2 separate regions of the Mus musculus genome follow, and region 2 is linked to region 1. A link is a loop called in an ENCODE intact Hi-C map of the cell type or tissue named here. Cell type or tissue: gastrocnemius. All regions are shown on one strand.

Region 1 (8,000 bases):
TTTCAAACCTCAAGAACAATAAAAACAACATACCAGAAATTGCAGACTGTAGCTGAGGCTGGAGTACTGGGAGAATTACAACTTGCATGTTAGTATTGAAAAAGAAGACAGCTGGTCCTGCTGTGTGCCCACAGTCCTAGCACCTGCTTCAGCAATTCAGTGAATTGAGGTAACCTTGGGCTAACAATCAGAAAGGCTATACTCAATTTTAGGCTCCATGAGAAAAAACTAGAGAAGAAGAAGAAAAAACAAAACAAACAACAAACTGAACAGAAATCAGACAGAGAAATGGAAAATAGAGAACAATGAATAAAGTATACTAAGCAGGTGAAGTGGACTCATTTCCTTGACTCAGTAGATTGGTCCACCTCAGGACAAAGTAACCACATGTGCTACTTTCAAGGTCTTATAAAGACATGGGCAAAAGTATAAGATTCTAATGAAGGACATTTAAAAATCTAAATAGAGCTCTTGAATAAGGAGTGACTTGATACTGCAAAGATGAAAATTCTCCCCAGACTTATCTGTAATTCCACTGTAACTCAAAAGACCCAACAGAAATACTAGAGATGGTTCCATATGGAAGAGCCAGGAGCTAAGGCAGTGCAGACAATACTGAAAAAACGTCAAGGATTGTTCTACAGCTATCAAAACCTCTTGACAAAATTTAGTGTGCATTGAGTTTGCCACACAGCGTGGATCAAAGGACATCTTGCTAGAGTCTTCTTTCTCCATTATCCTGGTCACAAGGATTAGACTCAGGTTCTTCGGCTTGGAAGTGAGTACTTTTACTGTCAAACCTGCTTATTAAGATGTAACCATGTAGATACCATTTACTGAGACATAATTGCAAAGAGAATAGTTGAGCTGACTAGAGAGTAGCCAACCCTGTAAATTTCACTTTAGCATGGAGTAGGAACTGCACAATAAGCAAGGCCATCATCCCAGATGGGGAGAGGGGACTCAGACCTTCCTCTCCGCATTCAGACATACGTGTGCACACACTGATTCCAAGTGAATGAAGGCCTTAAGAATGGAAAGACAAGTAGGACACTATAAAATGTTTAGACAAAAGTAAATGTTTAGGCAGGCAAACTAAGACATGAAGATCTATTTTACTATATTAAAATTAAGCCATGCGGGCTAATAAGATTGCTCCATGGGTTAAGGAATGTGCCACTGGGTATGAGCAACGGAATTTGATCCCTGGGACTCAAAAGATGGAAGGAGAAAACACCTTTTACAGCTTGTTCTCTGGCTTCCACATGTGTACTGTGCTGTGGCATTACATGTGCAGACATAATCAAGGTAATGAATGCACTATAAAAATAAAGGACTGGAAAGATGGCTCAGCAGTTTAGAGCACTGACTGCTCTTCCAGAGGTTCTGAGTTCAGCCACCACATGGTGGCTCACAACCATCTGTAATGGGATCCCATGCCCAGTTTTGGTGCGTCTGAAGACTGTAACAGTGTACTCGCATACATAAAAGAAAGAATGGAGCCGGGGCGTGGTGGTGCGTGCCTTTAATCCCAGCACTCGGGAGGCAGAGGCAGGTGGATTTCTGAGTTCGAGGCCAGCCTGGTCTACAAAGTGAGTTCCAGGATAGGCAGAACTATACAGAGAAACCCTGTCTTGGGGAAAAAAGGAAAGAACGGAAGGAAGGAAGAAAGGAAGAGAAAGAAAGAAAAAGAGAGGAAGAGAAAGAAAGAAAAGAAAGGAAAGTTAAGTCTTATTTCACACCTTTAATTCCAGTTCTCAGGAGGCAGAGGCAGGTAGATCAATGTGCGGTCAACCTGGCCTATTTAGAGAACTCCAGGCCAGCCAGGGATATATATTAAGAACTTGTCTCACAAATAAAGTCGAATAATTCACCATAAAATGAAAATAAAAGACACAGATTAGTAGAAGGTGGTATTTTTGTATTTAAAGACTTATTTATTTCATGTGTATGAGTACACTGTAGCTGTACAGATGGTTATTGGGAATTGAACTCAGGACCTCTGCTTGCTCCGGCTCAGCTCACTCCGCCCCAAAGATTTATTTGTTATTATATGTAAGTACACTGTAGCTGTCTTCAGACACACCAGAAGAAGGTATCAGATCTCATTATGGATGATTTGAACTCGGGACCTCCGGAAGAGTAGTTAAGTTAGTGCTCTTAACCACTGAGCCATCTCTCCAGCAAGAAGTTGATATTTCTAACACCAAATCGAATTTTTCTAGGATACTAAATAAAAAGGTTCTCACAAACCAGAGAAAAAGGACATCTGGTCTAGTTTTTAAAGATGCACTATGCCTTAACCGACGTGTAGCCATCCAGCCTGGGCCACCAGGCACTTTAGTTCAGGTGATCTTGAGGCCCCAATGGTAAAGGATCAACCTTATAGCAGACTAAACCCAAAGAAAAACAGGACTGGTCATTTGAAACACATATAAGTGTAGAATTTGTTTGGCAAAGAACAATATTAACTATTGTAAGCTGCCTGCAGCCACACTAACTGGGTTCTTGTGTGGGAGGCCGGAACTGTATGGAAGGAAATGACAAGAGAAATAATGGAGGCCAAGACATGTCTGTTCAAGGCCCCAAAGTTTACTAAGAGTCTGTGCTTATAAAGAGGGGAGGCCCATGCCCCGCCAATCCTTCCCTCCCCCTCCCCTCCCCCCCAGACAGGGTTTCTCTGTATAGCCCTGGCTGTCCTGGAACTCACTTTGTAGACCAGGCTGGCCTCGAATTCAGAAATCCATCTGCCTCTGCCTCCCAAGTGCTGGGATTAAAGGCATGTGACACCAATGCCCGGCCCGCCAATCCATTCTTGATGCCTGTTGCCAGTCTGTAGGTAATGTCTAGATGCTGTCTGCGGAATATCTCCAGGGCCTCTCAGCAGGTAGCAGTGTCTTGGAGAAGAGCAGTGACACGTGACAGAACAATAGAGCCATCTAAATCGGAGGCTCCACCCCAGGTGGTCTCTTACTCTTTGGCAGCAAGGTCAAAGCCAGCCTACTCAAGGCTAGGGGAAGCTACAACAATTAACAAGGATTCCTGTACCAAAACCAAAAATCTATAAATACAAAAAAAAAAAAAAAAAAAAAAAAAACCAAAAAAACAACAACAACAAAAAAACATGTCCAGCTTCACTGATTGGGTGAGATGCAAATTGAGGCCACAATGAGATACCATTTCACATTGGCCATATTGTTTGCTGATGAGGATGCAAAATAATAATAATAATAATAATAATAATAATAATAATAATAATAATAAACAACCTCTGGTGCTATAAAAAGCATTCAGAAAAACACTTTGTAATAAATCTGTACAACGCATTTTTGAACAATGCTCTTAGCATTTATAGATTTTGTTTTTCAAGACAGGGTCTCTCTGTGTAGCCGTGACTATCCTGGAACTAGATCTGTAGACCAGACTGGCCAAGAACTCACAGACTGCCTCTGCCTCCCGAGTGCTAGGACTAAAGGTTTTCCAAACCACTTTTAAGATAAAGCTTTTAAGGCGATGCACTCTCATGTCTTCGCAGGCGCATGTGTATGTATGGCAAAATGCCACGTCTAAAAATAAGCAGCGTATTGTATGTCAGCTAGATCTTAGTATATCTTAAAATATTAGCAAATCCAAAAAAGCATCTTAGAAATACAGATAAGTGAGTGGACTGAGGGGGAAATTACAAAGAAGTAGTAATTCATGGTCCGAAACAAGACTACTTGGGGACAGGAAAGAGAAACGGGACAGTGAAGAGGCACACAGATGCTCTTTCCCTTCTGAAGCCAGGCAGGGACACTTGCGTGTTACGGTCATTTTAGCTATGCATATGCTTTATACTACCTTGTGTACATAATGCTAAGTATCACAAGGAATGAGGGGCGGGGTGGGGGGAGGGCAGCAAGATTCTGGAGAACAGAAGGAACACACCTGCCCATGTTGTATTCTATTGTGTTGGAACATGGTCTCCGCACAACAAATCATCTGTGTCACTAGTGTGAAAATGGCAATGGCGAATTTATCATTTGTTCCAGGTGGAAGAATTACCAAGTGCAAACAGGAAATGGAGCGATCAAACAGAACTTTCTGTACACTACCGATAACGCTGTTTGTGCTTGTTGGTTATTTGCTGTCCTCCCACCAATGCAAACCGTGATGGGTTTGTTTGAGCCAGTATTTTAGTCTTTCGGTAAAAGCAAAAAGTAACTCAAGGATAGAGATCTTGCCTCCCATGCCCAAGGCCGTAGGTTCAATCCCCAGTGCTGGAAGGAAGTTTCTCTGTGTAGATGGCTTACAACTACATCTAGAGATATTTAAGCATGCACATGGCGCATATTCATAAATACACCCATACACAGTACCTATCAGCTAAAACAGCTCTACCATGCCCTAGAAAGAATGTTTCTCCGGAGCGTTGATGGGCTTGGTTTCTTTTTGTTTGTTTTGTTTTTTCCTTAGTTTTGTTTGGTTACTGCGTTTTCTCCTTATCCTTGCAGCACTGGGGATAGAATCTAAGGCCTTGGGCATGGTAGGCAAGCACCCTATCCTTTAGTTACTTTTTGCTTTTTACCAAAAAAAAAAAAAAAAAAAAAAGTACGGACTTATTTCTGCCACGGTTTACATTTTTCTGCCAAGACACCACCCACTGGAGAGGTCCTGGAACCTGCAGGCCGCTGCGGGCTAAGCAGACACTTCCGCCGCCCCAGGATCGCAGCACAGAGGAAAGGGCCCCAGCGCACTTGCCGCTGGGACCTCTGAGGCCGCGGAGTCTTTCGGCCGCTCCTGCCCGAGTCCTCGCTTGGGGACCGAGAGGCGCACACACAGGGGAATGCGAACAACCGTGCAAGTCAAAAGAAGGCCGCCAGGGGGTAGCGGCCTCCTTCCATCCACATCCCCATGCCCCGCCCCCTCAGAGGGCGCACTTCCGGCCGCAAGGGCGCTCGGGAACGCGAACCGCGAGCCTCCACCAACCAGCGGCTGTGCTGGATGGGCGCAGGTGCGCGCGCATCACGGCGCAGGTTCGAAACTCCGGCGCTGCGCGGTGGCTCCCCCACAACGTCTCGTCCGCCCTCGGGACAGCCGAGCTCTGCGCTGCCCTTCGCCCTCCGCCCGCCGCCCGCGCGACCCTCGTCCCTGGCCCATGGCCAAGCGGCGTGCGGCTGAGCCGCTCACGTTCCGCGTGCCTTGGAAGCGGCTCCTGCTCAGCGACTTCCCCGAGGAGCCGCCGCTCTGGGTCCCGCCGTCTGGGACGGCTCGGCCCCTCAAGCGCCAGGGGGACGCGGGGATCATGGCGGAGCCTGCGTCTGCGCCCCGCAAGCGACGCGGCGGCGGGGACGACAGACAGGAGCTGCAGGGCTGTAGCCGGGAGCCCGGAGAGCCACCTCCTGGCGAGCAGGAGGAACCCCGGGCCGCGGGCGGCGGCGACAGAGTAGAAAGCGCGGGCAGCCCGCAGGTAGCCGACGGGGTGCACAGCCAGGTAGGTCCGCTACTCACTAGCCCGGAGCTCGGTGCCAGGCCGCGGAAGTCGGGCCATCGAGTGGGCCAGACGGGCTGGACCCTAGAGGGTCAGCTCAGTGACCAACGGGAGAGAGGCGTTTAATTTGATGGGGAATGCTGTAGAACTTCTAGCATGCTTTCCAGTAGCATTCATCAGAGGACCTGTTAACTCCTAATGTTCAGTGCTGTGAGAATGGATTGTTGGACTCACTGTCCTCTCCGCTGCTTTGTTTTGGTAGCCGCTAGCCATGTGATCAGACAGAATACACTAGAAATATAACTTGACCAAACTTATGTGTTTTAAGTGTAAGAAGAGTAGGAGCGCCAAATATGTTTTAAGATAAAGGGTCGGGTTCTGAACTGTGTTACACACGAAGCAACTTGCCGCATATTGGGTGTACTGTTTGTTAATTTTATTTTTAGACACGTGACTAGAAAACTTAAAGTGAGTGTTTTGCTTTTTCAGACAGGGTTTATCTATGTGTAGCCCTGGCTGTCCTGGAACTCACTCTGTAGACCAGGCTGGCCTTGAACTCAGAAATCCGCCTGCCACTGCCTCCCAAGTGCTGGGATTAAAGGCGTGGGCCACCACTGCCCGGCCTTCGAGTGAGTTATAACCCATACTATATATGTATCGCACAGCATTGGCCCGACTTAGGGACTCAAGAGCCTTCTTTAAAGCAGTTCTTGCATAAGTTGGTGGAGCATGAGGTGAAGAAGCAAGGGTGATTCTTAGAGCTCGCCAAACTCAGCCACCTTGGCATGCGTCTGCTCAGTGTCCTTTTCTAGTTATTTTATAACAAAGTTGATAAGATAACGGAAATTTTCTCTTCGTGTAGCCCTGGCTGTCCTGGACCAGGCTGGCCTCGAACCCAGAGATCCACATTTCCTCTTGCCTTTCGAGTGCTGAGATTAAAGGCGTTCAGGGAGATTATCTTTCAATACTACACTCACTGTTTTTAGGTGAAAGTTACTGGTTTCTTAAGCAGAAGTATTGGATGTAACTGCAGGCACCCTAGCTTTATGTGCACAGGTGATGAGAGAGACTGACTGGCCAAGGGGAGCGAGCGTTCAGTAAGCAGACACCACACCATCCAGTCCTTGCTTAGACACAGTTGGCTAGACCTGTTGGTCTTCCCTTGTTAGTAGCAGCCAGCAGAAGACCGTGAGGCCCAGGAGTGTTCTGTCAGCTCTGCTCCTTGAGTTCCTTATCTTCTGAAGAACCTTGAGAAGATAGGAATTCTCCATCTTTTCTAGCTTCCAAAGACAAAGGTTTGTTTTAAGAGCTAATCATCCAGGAGAAAAGGATGTAACAAAAAGCAAACTGGTGTCAGTGTCTGCCTGATTTCTGCTTGCTCAGATGAGGGCATAAATCCTTGCCCTAACGCTATGGATAGTCTTGTGTAGGAAATGGTGCCACAGGTGTCTTCTTTCCAAGCACAGTACTTGCCTGCTTTGTGTTGTCAGACTTAAGGATGTCACCTTTATTGTTTCATACGAACACTCACATGTGTGTGTATGCACAACTTACATGTGTATATAGAGAGGGGATACCTTAATGTATACATATACTTTTAAGTAGACAGAGCCAAGAGTGCATATGTGTTATATATAAGCTGCATTTTTAATAACAGTATAACTTTATGCAGATCAGTTGCTTAGCTAATATTGCATGGTATGGTTAAATAGCAGCAGAAATGTTTTCCTAGAGAAATAGTTAATGACACATTATTAAGGATGTGTGATACCTAGCAATAGTGTGCATTTACTCTGCTCATGTTTAATTCTCACAGTGATCCTAATTTATGCTTGTAATGAGGTAGGGTCAGCGATTTTTGTCAGTTATTCAGGCTTGACCTGTTTCTCTCCAGTTTTTACCGTCTGTGTGTGTGTCTGTGTCTGTATGTACTGAGCCATCTCGCCACCCTATGTCTTTTGCCTTTATTGTATCTTTATCTCAATATTAAATTCCCAAAAGACTGATTCTTTCTGCCTTTCAAGGCTGACTGCAGGGCTGCTGCAGGTGGCAGGATGCTTTCCCTGGACTCCACGTTGCCATGTGGCCCCTGAGCATTGACAGGTAGCCACTTGTGGATAGCGCCAGAAGTGTAAGATACACTCTCCATTCTGAAAAGAGTGCATCATACTGTTAAGTTTTGAAGTTGAAACAATGTTTTGGCTATATTGGGACAAGTAAGATTGAAGTTAACCTCACTTGGCTTTCATTGTTACAACAGTATGTACCTTGATTGTGGTTTCCAGTGAACTGTGTGAAGGTGTTATGGTAGCAAGTATAACCTTAACCCAGTGTAGGAAGGCTTTGATCCACCCAGGGGGCTCAGATTGAGACTAGCACCCGTCAGCCTGGTGAGGCTCCGGGGCAGTTCTCTTTGCATGGAGTATTTTGAGGATGTTGTGCCAGTTTTAATATCACTACTTAAAGTAATTTTGTAATCATTTAAGGTAAACTGCTTAATGCTTGGTAGACCTGTTTATATCAGTCATAC
Region 2 (8,000 bases), 120 kb after region 1:
CTCTCCTACGTCTTCTTCCTTCAGACGATTCTGTTGAGATATTTTAGCTAGAATTATTTCATCAGTTCCTGCTTTTGGCATGTGAAGGATATCTTTATAAGGTCAATAGCACATGGGAGCATCAGACTTGTTTACAGCAAAGGATGAGTTACATTCTGGAAGAGAGCTTCACATAGGAGAGGCAAAGGTGCCCCCTTACACAGCACAACAGGGCAGTTTCTGTTTTCTGCCTAAAATATTGCCATTTTCCTAATATCTGATTTCAGTGTCTGCATTTTTTCACTGTTCCAATGAACATTTTTTTGTTGTTGTTGTAAAAAGTGGTTACTGTATTTTATTTGATGGAATAAAAAATCCTAAGTGGATAATAGTTATTGGCTAACTGCTGCTGATTATCTGTTAACCAATCAGACGAGTTGGAAGAAAGGGTCTAACTGTCACATTTTGGATCCCATATTAAAATGTTCTCTCTCTCTCTGTCTCTCTTTCTTCCACCTACAGCAACATTTACTTAGATATAAAATCCATCTCGAACAAGCTCTGGAAATACAACCGCTATCGCTACATCATGACCTACCACCAGAAGCCCTGGCTGCCTCCTCCCTTTATCCTGCTGAATCACCTGTGTCTCCTCCTCCGAGGTCTGTGCTGTCGCCCAGCCCCACAGGACCAGGAAGAGGGGGACGGAGGGCTAAGTAAGTTTCTCTGGAGGAACAGAAGGGAGGAAGGAAAAGGGCAGACACTGGGAATAAAGGAGGGAAGAGAATAAAGGGTGGGGGCACTGGAGACTGGCAATTCTAGTGAGGTCCCCACATGAAGGTCCTGAGAACACACTGGCTGCAAGCCCTCACCTTTGTCTGGGGTCTCATGATTATTTTTGCCTCTGTTAAATGTCGCAGGATATTTGATCACACTGTGAACCCCAAGATTTTGTAATTACCTGAAAATACCTGTTTCTAGTTGTGGTGTGACTCAGTCCTTAGTATACACCTTGAATCTCAAACAGTGAAGGTAAAGTTAGCTTGTAGAAGGAAGCACTCACGTTGAAAGTGATGCCTAGTTGAGTATCAGACAAAGCCAGAAAGATTTGATGGAATAGGATATGTTCAACTTTCATGAAAAGAGAGAGGAAAAGTAAGCTATGTAAAAGAGTAGTGGGGAATGGAGAGAGAGAGACAGAGACAGACAGAGAGATAGAAGAAGGAGGAGGAGGAGGAAGAGGAGAAGGAGGAAAAGGCAGTTTTACCAGGGCAGTTGTAGAGAGTCAGGTTGCAAAGAGAACAAGCTAGACACAGGTGAAGACAGAATCCGCCAGAGAATGAGAAGGAGCCAGAAGATTAGAACATATTGTCAAAGTTAGTATGAGGCCAAGCAGAACAAAAAGTCAGAGGCTAAGAGAGAAGCCAGATTGAATAAGTCAGCTTGGAGAGGCATTTGAGCTGAAACAGCTGAGCTGAAACAGGCCATCGAGACCTAGACAGGGTGAGCTTATTCAGGAACAAGTCTCCGAGGCTGAGAAAGTAAGATTGTCAGAGGCTGGAAGCGTCCAGGACTAGGCCTCTGTTAGCAGACTGAGGTGATGAGCCTCTGAGACAACAATTACTTCAGAAGAATAAAAAAATACGTTTACAGTTAAATGGTATGCTGAAACAGAGCCAGGGAGACAATGTCGTGAATGTGTGAAGGTTTTAGAACTTCAAGAAAACCTGTGTTTTCTCTGCTGACCTGGGAACTCCTCTGGGTATCTCTTAGCAGAATCACCTGACCCTCGCTTATTGCCCTGCTGTGTAGACAGGTGATTCAAAGGGTCTCGGATCCAGGGAAACAGAGAAGCGAGCTTTGCCTAGCGGATAAACTGGAATCAGAGCTCTGGTCTCTTAACCACCTAAGATCAGACGAGGGCACAAAAAGGATGCTTCTTATTTTCGGAAAAGCAGTGTGAAGCACAGACAGCTGGAAATGTGCGCTCCTGTTCTGTTTTATTCAAGGATGCTTACTTGTTTTATCCCCCAGGTTGGCCCTAAGGCCTGTAGAACTTTATAAGGTGCACATGAATTAGCTGATAGCAGATCACATAGCCATTGATATAAAAGTAATCCAGGGGGTGGTGGGTGTAGAGATGGCAGCACTGGTTGCCCTCTGAGGACCCTAGCGAGCATGACGCCCAGCACCCATGTGGCAGCTCGTAACCATCTGTAACTCCAGGTCTAAGGGGTCTCACACCTCTTACAGCCTCAGTGGGACACAGACACACAAGCATGCAAAGTATCTATACACAATAAAATTTAGAAAACCCTCAAGTATCCATTTATTAAAGACAAAGCTAATTTGCACAACGTTGAGATGGGCGTGTGTGGTGTATTTTATAAAGAATTTAATCTGGATTGGATTTTTGATACTTAAGGATACTTAAGGGTCTTCAATTTCTATAGATTTCGATTGTGTAATTGTCAGTGCTAAGAGTCTCCGCATAAAAACATAGTACTGGCTGGGCAGTGGTGGCACACGCCTTTAATCCCAGCACTTGGAAGGCAGAGGCAGGCGGATTTCTGAGTTCGAGGCCAGCCTGGTCTACAGAGTGAGTTCCAGGACAACCAGGGCTACACAGAGAAACCCTGTCTCTAAAAACAAAAACAAAAAACAAACAAACAAAAAACAAAAGAAAGAAAACAAAACAAAACAAAAAACCCCAACCAACCAAACGAACAAAAAACATAGTACCAAAGATCAAAGTATATGGAGACCACATAATCCCAGGCCAAAGTTGATGTCATTACTTTTCTTTCTTTCTTTTTTCTTTTTTTGAAATTCAAGTCAGCCACTTAGATTTAAAAAAAAAAAAAAAAAAAACACCCAACACAACATACTTCAAAGAGATATTACTTTAGTATTTTTCTCCTGAGGAAAATATTACGAATCTTTGCGTTTTTGGTAATTAAACAAACCTGTCCCCCCTCTTCCTTGTTTCCTTCTCCTTCATTCTCTATCTCCTGTCTTTTGCTTTTCATTCCCTGCCTTCTGTCTTTCTTGTCCTTCTGTGCTGAGAACTTGGTGTTGTGGCGTCCTGAGATTTTCCCTTTACATCTGTTAACTACTGGAGTGCTGGATTCAAAGCTTTTGCACCAAGGCAAGTTCACCCATAGTTCTAAAACATTCTCTGGGCTTCCTTTCCCAGGTAGAGTAGACAACAGATGGGGCAGCAGTGCCACCTCGTGGATAGTTTTAGGAACTGCATACTCCAAGCAGCACCTGTTGCTGGCTCCCTTTGGGAATTTGGGGGCAGATTTGCTGCTGGTGGCGCGGGTGGACATCCTGGTCCTGAAAAACTTCATGCTTATAGGACATCAAAAATGGGGGCTGTGCGAGATTATCATTATTTTCTAATGTCGAAAAGGTTCCTTCACGCCATATAAATCACAAAATATTGTTTGCTTTAGTTGTGACACAATTTTTATTACTACACACATTTTCAATTTAAAACTAATTTCTCGTTGGTTGTTTAATTGGAGAATAATGAAACTATTGCTTTAGTAAATTATGAAGTAATATTTAATTTTCCTCCTTACTTATGTGAAGACACTTATGAAGGAATTTTCTGTTTGTTCCTTTAGCAACATCACGCCCTCTTGATATTTCCTATATTAGAAACACACTTAAATGTGATTTCTGGTTCCATTCCCTGAGAACCAGGGCAGTGTATAAATCTGAATGCTGGGGTTTGATAAAAGCCTGCATTGGCCTTGGCACCACAAGGAGAGGTGTCCTTTAAAGAGTTAGTTACTCCGGGAAGGGTGCAGTGTTGACTGACTATTGGCTGGTAGTTCTCAGAAAGAAAGAGGGCCACCCAGTCCATGCTCAGGCTGAGGAGGCAGGACTTCCTCACACCGGCTGCAATGGCATCAGCCCACACTGCCCCCTGTAAATTCGATTTTCATCTGTAGATTACCTATCGCTCTTTTAATAGCTAAAGCAGGCAACAGGGAAAAAAGACAACGGTGTTCTTTCTCCAGCTGCATATAAATATAGAGAAGTTTGTTTAACACAGGAAAACATGGCACACTATTCAAATATTGAAAAGAAGGCTTCTGCCTGTCCACCATGTTCACCATTTTTTAAAGAAGGAAGAAGAAAGAGTTATCTGGTATTCTTAGATGTTTGTACTACTGCTTTTCAGGGAGCATAGTGTGACAGGCTGGGATGTCTGTCCCATAAGCTACCCTTCCTGTTAGTCCAACTGGGAGAAAAGCCATTTGCACACATCACACTGCTATCACAAAATACACGAGGCTAGGTACTTAAGAAAAGAGGTTTGCAATTGACCATTGAATAAGCAAGTCTTAACTAGAAATACATTTATAGGAGAATTTCGCTTTTGAAGAGTTATAATAATTAATAAACAAAGACCATGCTGGGCATTGTGACACCCATCTGTGATCCCAGACATGGAGAGGTGGAGGAGAGGATATCTACAGGTTTGAGGCCAGCCTGAGCTACGTAGTGAGACTGGCTCATCAAACAAACAAACAAACAAACAAACAATGCAATAAAATAAATTTAAAACAGACAAAAGTGAAGGAAACAAAAATATTTCAAATACCAACTATCTAAACTAGAAATCTGAGAAAAATTAAGAAAAAAAAGGGTGCTAGAATGATAGTCTATAAAGTGCTTTCTGTGCACGCATGAGGACCTGAGTTCGAGTCTCAGAACCCACGTACAGTGGCATGGATGCTGGTGCATTCTTTTAATTCTAGCACCGGGAAGGCAGAGCAAGGCAGATAGCTTGGACTCCTGCCATTCAGTGCAGACTAGTTGACGTGTTCTGTGTTCTCACAGACCTGGACTTCAGAGATACCACCAGACTATCAACCTCTGCCATTTGCCTACATGTGCACACACGTGCCCTCTTATATATTCATCTTCTCTATGAATACACACGCACACAAATGCACACAGAAAAAAATTAGATATGCTATGAGAACATAGAATGAAATCTATACACAAGTCTTCTATAAATGTATTAGGAGTTAAAACGTGCTCATGCCAAGGTCAATTGAAAGCCTCTTTTATTAAGTACCTAGCCTCATGTATTTCGTGATCGCATAGACAAGAATATATTTTATCATTTAGAATCATAAAATTCGCCAGAATCATGATCACAGAGCATAATAATACCCCTTCCAGGCAAGAGAAGTGTAAGGAAATAAATATATAGTATTAAACTGCAACCGCACCGTATGGAGTGTAGCAGTACTGGGACACTTCATAGCCACCTTCTGAGGGTGCCTCTATGAGCAGTTCATCAGCCTCCAATGCCCTGGGATGCTCATCACTGTCTGCCTCCCTGGTGCTGGGCTACTCCCACACCACATCAAATCATTTTATGTGGGTTCTGGAAGTCAAGCTCCAGTCTCCGTGCTTGCATGGCAAGTGATTTATAGACTAAACTCTAACTCCAGCTCCCTCCATTTTCTAATTAAACAAAGGTAAAAAGTGATTTCTCACAATTTCACCACATATAATACATGTAAAGACATCTTGACCTCCTCTGTTATTGCTACAGTGTCTAGCTAACAGAGGTCTTTGGAAAACCAAAGTTTAATAAATATACAGATTTCTAAGTGAGCACATTGGTTCTGTGGCTTTGTCATTCAAGGTTCTACTGTATTTGGAGGCTGGAATTTCAAGACTGTAGTCTCCCTCTGATCAGCTTCTTGTGATGGCCTTCGAGTTACATCAAAACATGGTGGATGGGTTTCTGTAGTGTAGGGAAGTGAGGAGAAGGGGTGAGGAAGGAGAGAGGGAGAATAGCTAGCTAGCAGTGGCTAAGCTTGATGTGACCATTTCATCAATCCAACCACCCCAAGGTCCCACCATTTAACCCTCACCTGTAGATGAAGCTTCAGCTCTGGGCCACTGGGAACACAATCCATGTCTGCAAAAAAACACACTACATCTCAGCTCTCCAAGAATGGCTTTCATATGTGTCATGCTTATTTCCACAGAGCTCTATCTCACTAAGGATGACTTGAAAAAGCTTCATGATTTTGAAGAGCAGTGTGTGGAAAAATATTTCCACGAGAAGACGGAAGGTCTGAATTGTAGTTTTGAGGAACAAATTCGAATGACATCAGAAAGGTAAAGAATATCTCTTTAATCCCTAAACTGCTACCAGATCAGGATCGTCCTAAAATGTGTAAAAGAATAGATAGACCTACTTTCAAACCCCATAGGTTTGAGTTCTGCTCAATTTGAAGCATGTATCGCAATAAGGTTTATGCAATCACCATCTATTTATTGGACGTCACTATATTCTAGACAGTCTTTGCATTCCAAGGGATAAGTGGTGACTAGGAATCAAGAATTCCTTTCTGATGGCTTTACATTCCAGCGTTTGTATATGGAAAGGTTTAGGGAAATGAAGGAGTAGAAAAGACAGGATATTCAAGTAAGCTGACAGAGGAAACCTATACATTAATGTTGGTCAGTAAAAAACAAAAGCTATGAGGAACTGCACATAGAGGTGCACACTTTTAATCCAAGCCCTGCAGAGGCAGAGGCAGGGGCAGGAGGCAGGAGGAGGCAGGAGGAGGCAGGAGGAGGCAGGAGGGGCAGGCAGAGGCAGGAGGCAGGAGGCAGGAGGCAGGAGGCAGGAGGCAGGAGGCAGGAGGCAGGAGGCAGGAGGCAGGAGGCAGGAGGCAGGAGGCAGGAGGCAGGAGGCAGGAGGCAGGAGGCAGGAGGCAGGAGGCAGGAGGAGGCGGGAGGAGGCGGAGGAGGCGGGAGGAGGTGGGAGGAGGAGGGAGGCGGGAGGCAGGAGGCAGGAGAGGCAGAGGCAGGCAGATCTCTCTGAGATCCAGCCTGATTTACAGAGCAAGTTCTAGGATAGCCAGGACGTGACATGGCAGAGCGATGTTCTCAGAGAATGACACCCATAGGTTGTGTGCTAGTCCAGCAGCAGCTGGAGATCCAGCACAGGGAAGGCAGCTGAGAGGGTGGACTTCTCTAGCAGGCCCTGGTTGACATTTGCTGGTGGTGGGGATGGAGATGCCTTCACTGCTCTGGGGGAGAGAACAGGAGAGCTTGAGGCAGCAGCAGTAAACAGCTTAGGTGAGCGGGCTGACAGCGAAGGGACAGAGATGGGGCATGGGGACACAAAGAGCTGTCATTGTTGTGTATAGAGATGACAACAGAAATTTGTGTGGTGTTGGAAATGGTCTGCCTGGGTTTTACTCCACGAAGCCAGGATAGAAACTGGGCAGAGGACCGGCTTCATAAGTGTAGAGACATGAGCACACAGGGGCTTGAGGTAAGGCTGTGGCTGAAGGGGCTTGCCGTTCTTGAACTTTCTGAAAGGGGGCGGTGTAGGAAAGCCATTCAGAAGTTTGGGGGAAGAGGACAGATGTGTTGGAGAAAGGGAATGTGTCAGGAAACCTAGTGGGTGCGTTAATGTAATAATTTCACATGTACAGCGTTGAGTTACAGTATGGACCGTGCACACGGTCTTTTGCACTTTTAAAAACAGAATTGTTCTTGCAAGTAGAAGCAAATTGACACAAGTTAAATATATCTCTTCACTTTTGAATATACATGAGACTGACTATAGAATGTTTAATTATATATGTTTTTTTCTGATGCCCCAAAATCAGATAGATAGATGTGATTTCTTAAACCCAACTTCACTTAAAATAGACTTACAATAGGAACTTTCTTACAGTAGAAACTTCACTTAAAATAGATTTACAATAGGAACTTTCTTATAGTAGACATTTCATATTTATGAAATTCTGTATTTTTCTGTTGATAATATATTTCTGTCAATATGTGTTTAGGTAGCTGGTGGAACTTCAGATCAAATTTAATATTTGAGAAAATGATGAATATCAAATGGTGATTATAGACCCATAAAATTGGAATTTATCTCAAAAATATCTTTAGACCATTGCCATATCTACTTTCTTTCTCTTGCATATTCCGTTTCTTGACAGCTGTGCTTATACAAC

Evidence for each region. A loop is a pair of places that touch in the nucleus more often than their neighbours do. Peaks named below come from ENCODE experiments on the same cell type or tissue, not always from the same donor. Only the 100,000 strongest peaks of a DNase experiment are listed, where the experiment ranks them.
Region 2: it touches region 1 in a loop (2.5-fold over the local background); 24 of 42 quality-filtered maps call a loop at or near these places.

What each region holds. Positions count from the first base shown.
Region 1 is chr19:18,708,187-18,716,186 of GRCm38, forward strand. It overlaps D030056L22Rik (RIKEN cDNA D030056L22 gene), which reads left to right and starts at 5,049. Exons shown (of 2, transcript NM_001374130.1): 1 at 5,049-5,473. The coding sequence starts at 5,138. In gastrocnemius, CTCF peaks have their summits at 4,860 (motif pointing right) and 5,405 (motif pointing left); DNase peaks (open chromatin) are centred at 125, 2,881, 4,935 and 5,379; H3K4me3 peaks cover 2,619 bases; H3K27ac peaks cover 2,531 bases.
Region 2 is chr19:18,831,968-18,839,967 of GRCm38, forward strand. It overlaps Trpm6 (transient receptor potential cation channel, subfamily M, member 6), which reads left to right. Exons shown (of 39, transcript NM_153417.2): 24 at 502-695; 25 at 6,006-6,138. Among named protein-coding and RNA genes, the nearest start is that of Gm41814, 86 kb to the left of the region's middle. In gastrocnemius, a CTCF peak has its summit at 3,223 (motif pointing left); a DNase peak (open chromatin) is centred at 3,232.